Regions from separate parts of the Mus musculus genome. Here region 2 is linked to region 1. Evidence: chromatin loops called from intact Hi-C (ENCODE). Cell type or tissue: left cerebral cortex. All regions are shown on one strand.

Region 1 (8,000 bases):
TCACTGTTGTATGTTAGCAATCATTATTTCACCCAACTACCCAAGGTCTTTTACCCACTCAACCACCTTTACTCATGAAAATGGTATGACAACACCTTCACCCACAATTATATCAGGACCTACTAAGATCATATCTTTCTTCTAATGTAGAAAAGTCTGATACTTGGAGATACAGGCATTCAACTTCATTTTTGTTTTTTCAAAATGTATTTTAAGGACTTTAAAGTATTTTATTAAATATTTTCTTTATTTATATTTCAAATATTATCCCCTTTACTCATTTCTCCTCCCAATTTCACCCTTTTCATCTCCCCTCCCCCTGTTTATTAACCTACCCACTCCTGCTTCCCTGTCCTAGCATTAACCTACACTGGGACATCGAGCCTTCACAGGACCAAAGGCCTCTCCTCTCATTAATGTCCTGCAAAGCCATCCTCTGCTACATATGTGGCTGGAGCCATGGGTCCCTCCATGTGTACTCTTTGGTTGGTGTTTTAGTCCCTGGGAGCTCTGGGAGTACTGGATGGTTCACATTGCTGTTCCTCCTATGAGGCTCCAAACCCCTTTAGCTCCTTGGGTTCTTTCTCTATCTCCTCCATTCGGGACCTAGTGCTCAGTCCAATGGATGGCTGTGGGCATCCACTTCTGTATTTGTCAGGCACTGGCAAAGCCTCTCAGTAGACAGCTCTTGTTGGCATCTACAATAGTGTCTGGGTTTGATAACTGTATATGGGATACATCCCCAGCTGGGACAGTCTCTGGATGGTCTTTCCTTCTGTCTCTGCTCCACACTTTGTCTCTTTATCTAGTCCCATGGGTGTTTTGATACCCCTTGTAAGAAGGATCAAAGTATCCATAGTTTGGTGTTCCTTATTCTTGAGCTTCATGTAGTCTGTGAATTGTAAGAGTAATGTTTTTGTATTTTTCAATTAAAGGGTTTTTTTTATATGTTTTAACATAGTACTTAATGCATAAGAAGAAAGGAATCCCACCAGTCTTCATTGTTAAGCTAGTACCAGAACATTTTCTTCAAAATCCTAAAAATCTAGCACAAATTTTCTTCATGCTAATCAAATGATATCATAGTGAAAATATTAAGTGTCAAGATTATCAGCAGGATCACATATCAAGTACCACTTCCAACACCAATAAATTGTAGAGAGTCTGTTAATATAAAGCACAGCCTTTTGTTACCTCATTAAGATTTCTATTCGAATCCATCCTCAGCATATATTTCTATCCACTTTTTATCTTTATTACAAAAGAATTGATATAAATATTAGATAGATATTCTCTGAGATGATTTGTGTATGTATATTGGCCCTAAAACATATAACAGAAATAGATAAAATGGTTTGAGGTGTTTCCTTTTTATTTTGAATATTTCAAAGAGTCAAAACACATCACCATAATTTTTGGTAGCTAGTAAATATTAGTTATAGTAATGAAAAAGTATTGACTTTAGAGTCTGAAACCCTAAATTCAAATCCTGAAGGTTCAAATACATAGACAAAAACAATTTTTTTCTAACTACTTTGAGCTTAAACTTCTCATCTTAGCTCAATAATTATGACTTTGTCCAATCCTTTTACATATTTAATAAGGCAATGATTTTTAGTCTTTCCTAGTTGTGGGAACTGCAAGCTATAGCGATGACAGTCTTGGCAAGAAATTTCTGCTGGTGCAATAATGGCAGACACGTTATGGGAGTGACTAACCACTTTATGATTGGATTTAAAACCTGCTCCCCACAATAAGTTGGAACTTAAGTCTTATAGTATTAGCTGTACCAAAAATCTGTGGTTATCAAGGCATTGACCCTAGGGGAAAACCTAATATTATTATTCTACTAAATGGATATGATAATAAACTGATCCCTAAATACTTTTTTGACCCCTAAATTCTTTTCTTTGTACTCACAGGTTAGTGCATCTCTCAATACTCATCAGAGAAGCTTCTTTTTACAGTAAAGTACAATTATCACAGAAACTGGTGAAAGTGTAAACAAGAGACTGTGTAGTATTCAATTCTAATCAATGCTGCCCCCAGGCTTCAGGGATCATCACAGAAGGGCTTAAGAAAGATTGTAAAAGGAAGCAGTGTAAACCTCTTTAGAAAGCAGTGTTTTTGACAGACATAGTGCTGCACCTTCAGGACCTGCACAGGATCAAGCCAGCCAAAAGTTACAGAATGGATAGGAGAGAGGCTCATGAAGTTCCATCCTAGCTGAGGGTCTATTGTCATTGATGTCTGCTAGGAGAGGCATTGACAGTTTTCTTCAGGGATGCGCCCTTTAAAAGGTTAATCATGCTCCAGTATATAGCCCTATATCCATGCTCAATAGGCAAAGTCAGAGGGTTAAAAAAACAGTAGATTTCTGAGGGAATGGTTGTAGAGAAATCGGGGATAAACCAGAGAGGCTTAAAGGTGAGTGGATTTTATCAAAACACACTACATATAGTATGCATTGAGAAAACCTAAGCTTTAGCCATACATATAATAGTTGCAATTTTTTATTGGATATTTTCTTTATTTACATTTCAAATGTTATCCCCTTTCCTGATTTCCCCTCTGAAAAAACACCCTCTCCTCTCCTCATCCTTTCCCGCTCCCCTTGCTCACCAACCCACCCACTCCTGCTTCCTGGCCCTGGCAATACCCCACACTGGGGCATAGAGCCTTCATAGGACAAAGGCCCTCTCCTCCCATTGATGTCCAACTAGGCCATTGTCTGCTGCATATGCAGCTGGAATAATGAGTCCCACCGTGTGTACTATTTGGTTAGTATTTTAGTACCTGAGAGATCTGGGGGTACTGGCTAGGTCATATTGTTGTTCCTCCTATGGGGCTGCGAACCCCTTCAGCTCCTTGGGTCCTTTCTCTAGCTCCTTCATTGGGGACCCTGTGCTCTGTCCAATGGTTGGCTGGGAGCATCCACCTCAGTATTTGTGAGGCACTGGCAGAGCATCTCAGGAGATAGCTATATCAGGCTCCTGTCAGCAAGCACTTGTTGGCATCCACAGCAGTGTCTGGGTTTGGTGATTGTAAATGGGATGGATCCCCAGGTGAGTCAGTCTCTAGATGGTCATTTCTTCAATCTCTACTCCACACTTTGTCACTGTAACTCCTTCCATGGGTATTTTGTTCACCCCTTCTAAAATGGATAGAAGTATCCACACTATGGTCTTCCTTCTTCTTGAGTTTCATGTGGTTTGTGAATTGTATCTTGAGTATTCTGAAATCCTGGGCTTCTGGGCTATTATCAGTGAGTGCATATCATGTGTGTTCTTTTGTCATTGGGTTACCTCATTCAGGGTGATACCCTTCAGATCCATCCCTTTGCCTAAAAATTTCATAAATTTGTTGTTTTTAATAGCTGAGTGGTACTCCATTGTGTAAATGAACCACATTTTCTCTATCCATTCCTCTGCTGAGGGACATCTGGGTTCTTTCCAGATTCTGGCTAAGGCTAACAGAAGCAAATTTTTACAAATACAATCCTTGTAGTTTTAAAAGAAAATATGAGTTCTGTGACCACCTTAATTTCAGAGAACTCCATAGGAAATTTGGATGGTTTGATGGTTTCCAAAATCACATAAAAAAATCTTTATTCTAAACTCCCTATATCAGGGTTTGGCACCTCTGTGCAGTCAAGGGCTAATAACTATCAGAGAATCCAATCTCAGATAAAACATGTCTACCTTTACTTAAAAACTATTGGGCCTAGTTTCTGAAATACAAACTTGTAAATATTTGTATACACACACACACACACACACACACATACATAAATATGTAATACATCGAAACATACATACTTATATACATGCATATCCATGGAAGTTACTCCAAAAATCACGTATGCGTTGGACTTTGACTGTAATTCTACCCCACTCATTTTAACATGCCTTTGGTTGAGGTGTTAAAATAACTGAGTAAAGAAGCACAGCACTTTCTTATTGGCCATGAACGAAAACAAAATCCACCACACCATATCATTATTAAAAACTATTTGTGAATGAGACAACAACTGCCACGAGTGTGTGTGAACCAGTGAATTATGCAGTGCCTACCTAGCCTGACTCCAGTTGTTTCAATGGCCTCTTACAAAAAAGAAGTTACATTCCAGCTGACGTTCAATTGGGAGTAAACTACTTCACTTTTAAATTATAGAGGAAAATACATCATTCTTGAGGGTTTATACATAATACAGGTATGCATGCATGCATATACATGAGTGAAAGATACACAGACCATGCATGTGTGTATGCATGTATGCTTGTGACAGAAAAATAAGACTGTGCAGTTACTCATGTGTAGGCATGTAGCCCCACTTCTTGTTTACAGGAAAATGGTTCCAGAATGATCTTAACATAACACAACCCATGCTTGTTCACATCTCTGCTATATAATGGCAAGGGATTTTCATCCCTTGTACTATAAATTGTCTCTGGGTTTATCCATGTGATCTATAATTGAATCAGAGCACTGTGTCAATATTTGTTGCAAAACATTATTTATAAATTAATAGGGAAAAAAGATGTATGTACACAGACCTTCTAATAAAAATGCAGCAGTTTGTTTACAAATATGTTCTGCTCACAATAAACTGATCCCCCATATGTAGAACAGTGGTTGTGGGGTGCCAACTATTTTCACATACACACATTTTATACACACCTTGTCCCTTCTCCAGACACAAGAGGCATGTGTCTCATGGGGGATACTTGAATAGCTCCATCTTGCCTTTGAAAATTATCACGTCTTTTGCTGAAGAAAACTGTCAACCTTGTAGTGATAGTCAGTAGCATGGCATCAGTGGAACAAGTGCTGGTGTGAAAATCACAAGAGCTATTTGGGGCAGAGAGCAAAGCTGGGTAAGGACACACAAGAGAAGATCTTGCGCTCCCCCTAGAGGCTGGTGTGTGCAGATGCTTCCCTAAGGTTTTGGGTTTTGTTGTTGTTGTTTGTTTTAGTTTGGTTTTGTTGTTGTTGTTTTTCCCTTCTTGGTCCTGAGGCTCAGAAACAGCAGTATCCTTCAACAGAATAACCTGCTATCAGAACATGGAAAGTAACAGAAAAGAATCTTTCTTGTTTTATTTTAATCGTCCCTTAATTGGCCATCTGGAAAAACAACAAAAGAAGTAGAAATCTAGAAATCCCAGTAACAGCTCCCCACAGAACTTCATAACACCATTACATTACATGAATTAGAAGCAGTTATATATTTTGTGAGCCTCAGTAAGCAGCTAATGAACTGACATTTTCTCTTTTGTAATAGCACATCGTGCTATGTCCACATGACAGTATAAGTCTAGGGGACAGCTGATGATGTCAGAGGTAGCAATGACTTTCCCATCACTTCATAAAACTGGTTTTGAATCATCATTTATTCAGTCGTTTGTTTACACAGAGTAAGGAAAATTTTGTCAAACTTATTTTAAAATTCTATTAAAAAGTAGAGGGCCATATCATTCTTCAGATATGTAAGAAGTCTACCTTCCTTTTCTTCCCTCTACTTTTAAGTTTTTTAATGTGAAAACTTATTTCTGGTTGAACCTTTCCCCAATCATCTTCTACCCAGTGTGTCTCAATAACTAAGGATGTCCTTTAGCACCTATACATGTGGATTATCTACCCTTGCATAACTGACTTGACTCTTTATAAACTGCTTGAAACTGTAGAGAGTTTTAGAATGCCAAAATTCCAGCATTGTTTGCACAATGCAAGGAGGATCCTAAAATAAAACATGTTGGTTGAAGCAGCTTAGACTCTTCAAAGCAAATTCCATCATTATGTGAGACTATCAGAAGAATAAAGCATGAAATTGCTAGTTCTGAATTCATTGCAGCCTTCCACAGAGCACTATGTTATCTGGGGAAACAGGGTGGGCAGGAGGAACAGAAAGGAACAATAGTAAGTTTTCATGTGTTCAGTTTTGTGTATCTCCAGCATCTATTCATTCACTCTGTCTAGAGCCCACCTACTGCCATCTGACAGGCATTTGTGTAAATAGCACATTAACAAACTCTCTAGTTATTTATTGCTAGCGTTTTTTTAAACGCCCCCAAAACCACATCTTTTAGCAACATCTTATAATTTTTTTTCTCTTGGGGTTCTGTGGGTTTACTGGCTCAGTTAGCAACTCTCACTTGTTTGTGTAAGGAGACTTCAGACCAAAGACAGGGTAAAGGAAAGAGATGTCCGGCTTACAGAGCAAGACTTGATATGATACTGGCTCTTTTCTGGAGGCTCAAAACATTTTTGACCCTGGGACCCACATATGTTTCTGGATGATGCTTAGATTTCTAATCACCTACCACTTGGACTGTAGGAGGGAAATGGCTCCCAATCAAGCATTATAAGAGACTTTAGGAAGAAGTCACAAGCTCCTTTATGCATCACCTAGGGAAGAAAATGACACCTTGCTCTCCAATTACAATCAACCAACAAAATCATGAAAATGCTCCAGGTCTAAGAGGAATGAACCAAAGGCAATGTATTCTAGTTTTTGTGATAAGGAATGTCATACCCACACAACTAATGACAGCAGAATTTCCCACAAACTACTACAAAAGATAAGTGCAGCCCTGTGATTTCCATAGCATAGAAAACATTTTTTTCTATTGATACAAACTGACATGTGTTCTTCATGAATAACAAATTAAATCAACAAAACTTTACAGTGATGGTATCTCAACTCCCAGGTAATCTCTGAACTTCCCTTATTCCCATTAACATGCAATCCCTATGTTTAATGTTGCATGTTTAAACTATTTCCAGCTACCCCCAAAACATTACTTTTGGTTCCTTGCACTCTTATCACCTTAATTTTAGACTGAGTGGACTATGTCCAAGGATACAGCCTACTTTCTTACACTACACTTATATTAGGCAAACCTCCAAGCAATTTCATGGTCTTGCATTCTTGAAACTAAAGCTCAAGGTAGCTTCTTTTTATTTGTGTAACACAGCAGGATTCAGTGCTTCCTTCAGCCCTAAGCCATTGGTATTGAATGTTGAAGAAATGAAGAAATAATTAAGTTTTCAAACCCTCTGAAAATGGCATGCCCTTAGAACATGTGACTCGTTTCAGTTTTGTCCTGTCTCAGAATTAAATTAACTTGGATATAGAATAAACTTTGTTACTAAGTAAAATTTCTTTATTTTTTTCTTTCTGAATTTATCCCATAACTTATTTGTCCCTAAGTTTGCCTAATCAGATGAAATCTTCATGAGTATTGTGCCCCCACTAGTGTGTTCTCCCTGAAGATAATAGGTTATCAAATTAAGCCTGCTGAGAGCCTAAAAATCCATTTTCATTGTTTGAAATATCAACTTATACCAAGATATACAAAGGGTTCTTGCCAAAGCAGTGCTCCTTAAAAGAAGTCAGGAAAGAATGAGTTTTCCTACAATCGAAAATTTTCATTCCTAGTAAAACTATGCTTCAGATAACATGAATTTTGCATTTAAGAACATAAAAAAAGGTTTAGGCTCAAGAAGTAAACTGTTCTTTTTATTATCACCAACTCAGCAAGTAATCTTTAAAGTTCTTATGGTACTAATGCTGTGTCTACGCAAGCCTCCACCTAAATCAGCTCTTTTCATCTTGCAGGTCTCGACCCCTTTTTTTGGGGGGGAGGGCTTCACATGTCAGATATTTATATTATGATTCATAACAGTAACAAAATTACAGTTATGAAATAGCAATGAAATAATTTTTTGATTGTTGGTCACTTCAACATGAGGGACTGTATTAAAGGATCCAAGTGTTAGGAAGGTTGAGAGCCACTGACTTAAGTGAATATAAAAATAGAGAAAAGACCTTGAGAGGCCTGGAGAAGGGACAATTGCTGGCATGAAGCAGCTCATTACTTATGTAAATGCAACCAGAAAGAGGCAACACAAAATGGTGTTTGCCTTTGTTTCAAGATGCAAAACACATAAATCCTTTAAAAACATTTTGAATCAATCATGTAATACCCAAGGAGCAGAGC
Region 2 (8,000 bases), 1.3 Mb before region 1:
GAGTTGTTCCCCCAAGGAAGGAATACAATACCTGCTATCTGCCCAGAAGGCAGGTTCTGGATGAAGTCTAACCTGGTGACTTTTGCACTATCTGTGTGGCAGAAGATCACAGTATACCCTTCCTCAGGCCCTTATCATAAGCTTGTTTTTTTCACCCAGTCGGTAGTACCTATCTCTATAGAAGCTGTCACATGCAGTCAATCTATAGAACTCATCATTATGGAAGGTGCCACATGTCATTTACAAAGAGCTTCAGTGTAGTCATGCTCAATTTTTATCTAGTTTACTTTATTCCTCAAAGTGATTTATGTATGCTTTATTGTACATACAGGATTGAGTTAACTATCACTAGAAAGTTTTCACCAAATTGTGTTGTGCTTAAAATACCAAAAATACAAATAGTTGGAGTCAGACCACAGAAGTATGAGCCAACTCTGGCTACTGACTCATGTTGAATCAAGCTTCCTTCTCGCCTCCTGTAGATCATCGCTCTGCTGGCTGTGGAGGTCACAGAGACTCTGCATCTTTTGTCATGTGTGTTGTTGCAGCAATAAGACAAATAGCTAATACACTACACACTTGTATAGATATTTCTGCAGCCTTCTGGTGGTCCTATCATCTTCTGCAATCTGAGCTCTGGTCACAAGTTTGTGGGACACTGAAGAAAAACAAAGGAAAGAGATGGCCATGTGGTCAGGTCTAGATGTGTGTGAATGCTTATGAAGCAGAAGGAGTTTGGGTTTAATAAAGACAGGGCCAGGAATAAGTTAGACCTACCTGGCCAGAAGCCAGGGTGGAGGGGTCTAGAGGGACTTCCAGTTACTCTGTCTCAGGATACAGCTCAGATAAGGAGACAGATCTTCTACCCTTCATGACCTAAAGTCTTTAATGATAGAACAAGTTGCCATCTGTTTCATTTTTAAATGGACATTTATATATCAGCTTCTGCTTCTAATGTCCAGAGCTGACAGCAAAGAAGAGCGTCAGCGTGTCTTAAATTCTAACCTTTCTTATTTAAGAGACACCAAGAAAAAGAATGACAACTTTTGAGCTTCTCTACACGTTCTCTTTTTTCTTTTTTGTAAATTTAAGGATATAGATATTTCTTTTGTATTTATGAGAACTCTGTTCTCATGCACAACAGAAGAGGGCATCAGATCTCATTGCAGATGGTTGTGAGCCATTATGTGGTTTGCTGGGAATTGAACTCAGGTCCTCTGGAAGAGCAGACAGTTCTCTTAACCCCTGGACCATCTCTCCAGAGATTCTTCCCATGAATTTCTACGTATTCTATGCAGACATACACACTGTAATCACTATGCTGCATTACAGATGAGGAAACTGAGGCTACAATAACCTGGGAAAATTGCTGGGTTACAGAGAGATGATTCCAGAATGTGAACATAGCCCCTCTGCGCTGTACAGCACCATGTTTCCCCCTTTGTGATCACAGGACATTTTACCTGCGGGTCACGTTCTGGTGTCTGCTCAGAGTACATGTGAAATACAGCTCACCTCCAGTGTGGCCATGAGGCATCAATCTTAGTTCTTTTGTGTCTTTCCAGCTTGGCTATGAGAGAACAAACACATTCATCAGGGTCGACCGAGACCACGATTAAGTGAACTGACTGTGAGCCTTGGGTTTACAGATGTAGGTGGGTCTGACCTTGGCAGCAAGGGGGCTCGTAAATGAAACTATGACATCCATAACTTCGAGATGCTGTGATTTACATCGCCGTGTAAATGAGAACCCTTTAGCTATACTGTGTGTAGGCTGCAAATTGTTGAAGACACTAACCTCCTGGATTGAAATCAGTGCGGTGATAAGGGCTACCTGCCTGATCACTATGTGCCAGAAGCACCAGAGATGTTTACGTGTCATCTCTACATGCCACACAAGAGCACAGTGAAGTACATGTTGATATGCTTGTTTTAAATATATAGAGTTCAAGGATGGAGATCCTTTTGATGGGTTTTCATAGCTGGTAAATAAAAATATTGACACTTAAGCATTTGGATTTGGTACTGAAGTCTGTGTACTTCCACATCGATTGTTTGCTACTCAGAATATAATCCCTTATGGGTAGCACCACCTAGGAGCTTGTGAGAAATTCAGGATTCCAGGTTGTACCCTACTAGTTGATGGGCATCTGCATCTTAACAAGGATTCCAAGTGATGCTTGGGCATACAGAATTTCAATGCACTGGTCTGAGTTACATTATCTCAATTTCTTTTTTTTCGAGGTCTTGATTCAATCTTGATTGCCACTGAGCATGCCTGTTCTAAGTTCTCCTGGTGGAGAATTCTCCCAGTTTTCTTAGATATTCATCACAGACCACAGAAACTGCCAGACCTGTGATACTTTATGTGGCCAGAAGGTGGCACTGGTGGAATCTCTCCCAGCATCTATGGAGATCTCCTTATAGCAGCAAAGGCAGAAAGCTCAGACCTGGGTCACAGGGAGGGTGCAATACATGGATTAAAAATGTCACTGGTCCAATTTGAGACCCATTCCACTGACAAGCACCAATCCCTAATACTATTAATGATATTCTGTTATGCTTGCAGACAGGAGTATGTTGTCCTCTGCAAGATTCACCCAACAGCTGACTCAGACAGATGCAGACACCCACAGACAAACAGTGGATAGAGCTTGGTAACTCTTATGGAAGAATAGGAATAAGGATTGCAGGTCCTGAAGGGGATAGGAACTCCATAGGAAGAGCAACAAAGTCAACTAACCTGGACCCTTGGGGCTCTAAGAGTCTGAACCACCAACCAAAGAACATACATGGGGTGGACCTAGGGCTCCCTGCTCATATGTAGCAGATGTACAGCTTGACCTTCATGCGAATCCTGAACAATTGGAATGGGGACCATCCCAAAAGCTGTTGCGGGTTGGTGCATTGTGTTCTACTAGCTGAGCTGCTTTGTCTGGCCTCAGTGGGAGAGGAAACAGAGAATTGAAGTGTCAGGGTGGAGGGCATACCCAGGAGATCCTCCACCCATTCAGAGGAGAAAAGGAGCGGGTGGGTGGAAGAAGTATTGTGAGAGGGGGTGTCAGTGAGGGGGCAGTGAACGGGATGTAAAATGAATAAGTAAAAACAACAACAAAAAATCAAAACCAAAACAAACACTCAACCACCACCACCACCACCACCACCAAAACGTCACTATGGGGGCTTTGTAGCACTATGGCAAAGAGGAAAGGGGATTTTTGTCAATGTCTGTGTTTCCTAGGAAGTGGTGTAAATAGTTTCAGCAGAAAACCAAACCAAACATGGTGCACCGCTGCTGAGCTGCAGTCTTGTAGCTTGTCCTCAGGCTCAGGAGGAAAGGCAGCATGGGGCCTGGCTACTAATGCTTACTTTGCTGCTTATTCCATCAGAACTTTGGGTCCTGGGTTCGTATCCTGCCTTTGAGAAATCAAGAATGCAAGGTCATAATATAATGTTAAGGAGCAACATTCCAATAAGTCAAAATTAAGGAAATCCCTTTGTTACACTGTGCACAGATCACCATGCCCAAACTCATCTAGTTAATGACTTGCATTATTTCTAACTTTATAATGTATATAAAAGTGAATATGGGGGGCACAAAGATGGCTCAGTCAAGAAGTACTTGTACATCATGAGGATATGAGTTTGATGTCCAGTACCCAAGTTTAAAAAGACAAGCAAACAAATAAACAACCCCCCAAATGGTGTGAAACAGCATATGCATGTAATTGTAGCAATGGGAAAGTGGAGACAGGAGGGTCACTGGAGCTCACTGGCATGGCAGCCTAGTGGAAATGGATGGCTTCAGGCCAATGACAGACCATGTCTCAAAAATAACACGGAGAACAGTTGAGGAAGACATCTGATACGAACCCTCACACATGCACCGATGCACACACATGTGTACACACATGAACACTCAGACAAAGATACAAAAGAGTGAGTATATAAAACAGAAAAGAAAATCATGAAATAAAACATCCAAAAGAATTCCCTAAACCCCAAAATTCTGGTGCATAAATGATACCTTTACTAAATAACTGCCTAACACATTCCTATAGGATTTCCATCTTTCTTTTCTGCTAGTTCTGAGACAGGTTCTCTGTAGCTCTGGCTGTCCTAGAACTTACTATGTGAACAAGGCTGTCTCCAACTCCCAGAGATCCACTTGTCCTTGCCACGCCCCCCAAATGTTGGGATTAAAGGTGTGTGCCACTACACCACGTCTGGGTCTCCATCTTTCTACATTTCTCTTTTGGAATTCATATGCTTTGGTGATCTTTCCATATTAATTGCCATTGAACAATGTTTTCATACAAAGGATTCAAAAAGGTCAGCTTGCTCCTTCTTTAATGTTGATCCCCATTTCTGCCTGTCTTATTTTGATAGCTGGGATTTGGAAACTGTAGGTTTTCAAATAGAGTCTCGGTGTTGCTAGCATTGTGAAAGAGTGCTCTTCAAATACTAAACCTGCACCACTGTGTTTCATCCTGGTCCCACCAACAGAGCACAACCATGGTGTGTCTGTAACTCTATGGTCTGTATTATTGAGTAAATTCTTGAAAGAACTCCCATTTCAACTAAAGGTCAGAGAAAATTCTGGCTGCTGCCATTAATTGTATATATTTTATAACTTGAAGGATTTCCCTGAGGTAAACATCATGTGTTTCAAACCTTCTGATTCCTTCAGCCCCCACCCTCATTGAATTCTGGGGGCAGCTACACATGAGCATGCTCCTAGGGAGACAGAACTGGTAGCCCTTTACAGCCACAACAGGTCGTCACAGGAGCCAGAGTCTATTGTGTATTATTATGCGGGTACTATTCCCACTGCATCTCCTTTGTCTTCTAGCTCTGTCTAAAGCAGGGCTGTCCATTGCTGCACAAGGACTCTGAACTGCAGGGGGCAGCACAAGCTATGAGCAAAGGCCGAGCAAGGCTCTAGAGGACCCTAGTAAGGATGATGGGTAAGCTTTCACAGCATACATTTTTCCCACTTCTCCTGAGCTGATTAAAAAACATCAACCAGTGTTACTTGTGTTCTTTGTTTTAATGACTACTTTCCCCACCATAATCCTGACCCCTGGAATATTCTCAAGTGGGGTTGGAACAGGTAAACTGTGCGTTTCCCTTTCACTTCTAAAGTGAAGGTTTATTCATTCAGAGAAGCATGGATCAGCTAGGTATGACCTCTGGCTGGTGCTGATTTTCTGCCCCTGTTCTTCCCCTGATTTTCGAACTGGGCTCCCTTATGAGGATGTATCAAGTCAGATGCAGAGTAAGGTTGGTTGAGAGAATGCAATTTCTCCAACCAGAAGCCATTCAGGAGCTCTACAGTGAAAATCCAAAGGGTGTTTTTGTAGGGCAAACATGGATGTGAAGTGAAGGAAGTAGCTGATTGGTCACATTCCACAGCTGGCATGTCTGTCTAGCCCACTGGACTATTCTTAGTTAATTATACCTTTGCTAACGGATTCTGATTGATTGGGCTCAAGTTCTGTTTTCTCTAATAGGGATTTACAAGAAATAGTCCAAGACTTTGCTTGCACATGCAAATCAAGCAGTTAAAGTTGCTTTGGGGAGTATGTTAGTCATCTCTCCAGCATGGTAACAAATAACAGAGATAATTAACTGCATAGGAAAAGGCTTATAGTGGCTGGGATTTAGAGCTTTTAGATGTCTCTGATAGTCGTGCTGGAGCATGTCCGGTCTAGAGAGCATGACAAAATACTACCTGTCCCCTAGGAATGGATGTGAAAGGAAAATGAGAAGAAATCAGCCTCACCATGCCTTTCCAGGACACATCCCAAATAACTCTAAGGTTTCCTGCTAGTCCTTATCTCACAAAGGTTCATCCATTTTCCAATGCTTCCACACTGGGTAGGGGGGTAGTATTTACCCTTTAGCCTTTGGAGGCAGTTTTAAAGATGAACTCTAGTAGGGATGATTAGCTTTGCTAGTTAGACACTCTTTGGCTTTGCTCTCTCTTTTAATTTACTTTAACAACTTTATAGGGCCAATGACCCAAGTTTTTCAGGTAGTAAGTGACATACAAATAAGACTGCACATATGTGTGTGTGTGTGCGTGCATGTGTGTGCGCGCATATTGGTATTGTGTACATGTATATGCTTAGGTGCATGCATGTATGTGCATGTATGGGTTGGTATTGTAAGTATGTGTGTATGTGTGGGTGTTTGCATGTGTGTGTGGTTGTTATGTGCATGTGTATTTGTATACATGTGTGTGTGTGTAAATATGTGTGTGTGCATGTGTCTTGTGGCAGGAACTTTTAGATTAAAAGAAATGTGAAAGGAAGGTACAATATGCAAATTGGGTCTCTTTTTTTCCATTTTTTATTAGGTATTTAGCTCATTTACATTTCCAATGCTATACCAAAAGTCCCCCATACCCACCCACCCCCACTCCGCTACCCACCCACTCCACCTTTTTGGCCCTGGCGTTCCCCTGTACTGGGGCATATAAAGTTTGCGTGTCCAATGGGCCTCTCTTTCCAGTGATGGCTGACTAGGCCATCTTTTGATACATATGCAGCTAGAGTCAAGAGCTCCGGGGTACTGGTTAGTTCATAATGTTGTTCCACCTATAGGGTTACAGATCCCTTTAGCTCCTTGGGTACTTTCTCTAGCTCCTCCATTGGGAGCCCTGTGATCCATCCATTAGCTGACTGTGAGCATCCACTTCTGTGTTTGCTAGGCCCCGGCATAGTCTCACAAGAGACAGCTACATCTGGGTCCTTTCGATAAAATCTTGCTAGTATATGCAATGGTGTCAGCGTTTGGATGCCGATTATGGGGTGGATCCCTGGATATGGCAGTCTCTACATGGTCCATCCTTTCATCTCAGCTCCAAACTTTGTCTTTGTAACTCCTTCCATGGGTGTTTTGTTCCCAATTCTAAGGAGGGGCATAGTGTCCACACTTCAGTCTTCATTCTTCTTGAGTTTCATGTGTTTAGCAAATTGTATCTTATATCTTGGGTATCCTAGGTTTGGGGCTATTATCCACTTATCAGTGAGTACATATTGTGTGAGTTCCTTTGTGAATGTGTTACCTCACTCAGGATGATGCCCTCCAGGTCCATCCATTTGGCTAGGAATTTCATAAATTCATTCTTTTTAATAGCTGAGTAGTACTCCATTGTGTAGATGTACCACATTTTCTGTATCCATTCCTCTGTTGAGGGGCATCTGGGTTCTTTCCAGCTTCTGGCTATTATAAATAAGGCTGCTATGAACATAGTGGAGCATGTGTCCTTCTTACCAGTTGGGGCATCTTCTGGATATATGCCCAGGAGAGGTATTGCTGGATCCTCCGGTAGTACTATGTCCAGTTTTCTGAGGAACCGCCAGACTGATTTCCAGAGTGGTTGTACAAGCCTGCAATCCCACCAACAATGGAGGAGTGTTCCTCTTTCTCCACATCCATGCCAGCATCTGCTGTCACCTGAATTTTTGATCTTAGCCATTCTGACTGGTGTGAGGTGGAATCTCAGGGTTGTTTTGATTTGCATTTCCCTGATGATTAAGGATGTTGAACATTTTTTCAGGTGCTTCTCTGCCATTTGGTATTCCTCAGGTGAGAATTGTTTGTTCAGTTCTGAGCCCCATTTTTAATGGGGTTATTTGCTTTTCTGAAGTCCACCTTCTTGAGTTCTTTATATATGTTGGATATTAGTCCCCTATCTGATTTAGGATAGGTAAAGATCCTTTCCCAATCTGTTGGTGGTATTTTTGTCTTATTGACGGTGTCTTTTGCCTTGCAGAAACTTTGGAGTTTCATTAGGTCCCATTTGTCAATTCTCGATCTTACAGCACAAGCCATTGCTGTTCTGTTCAGGAATTTTTCCCCTGTGCCCATATCTTCAAGGCTTTTCCCCACTTTCTCCTCTATAAGTTTCAGTGTCTCTGGTTTTATGTGAAGTTCCTTGATCCACTTAGATTTGACTTTAGTACAAGGAGATAAGTATGGATCGATTCGCA

What was found. Peaks named below come from ENCODE experiments on the same cell type or tissue, not always from the same donor. Only the 100,000 strongest peaks of a DNase experiment are listed, where the experiment ranks them.
Region 2: it touches region 1 in a loop (8-fold over the local background); 8 of 42 quality-filtered maps call a loop at or near these places.

What each region holds. Positions count from the first base shown.
Region 1 is chr14:39,529,773-39,537,772 of GRCm38, reverse strand. No RefSeq gene overlaps it. Among named protein-coding and RNA genes, the nearest start is that of Nrg3, 61 kb to the right of the region's middle. In left cerebral cortex, a CTCF peak has its summit at 4,916 (motif pointing left); DNase peaks (open chromatin) are centred at 4,859 and 5,938.
Region 2 is chr14:40,786,198-40,794,197 of GRCm38, reverse strand. No RefSeq gene overlaps it. Among named protein-coding and RNA genes, the nearest start is that of Sh2d4b, 100 kb to the left of the region's middle. In left cerebral cortex, CTCF peaks have their summits at 2,365 (motif pointing right) and 4,913 (motif pointing right); DNase peaks (open chromatin) are centred at 2,379, 4,882 and 5,562.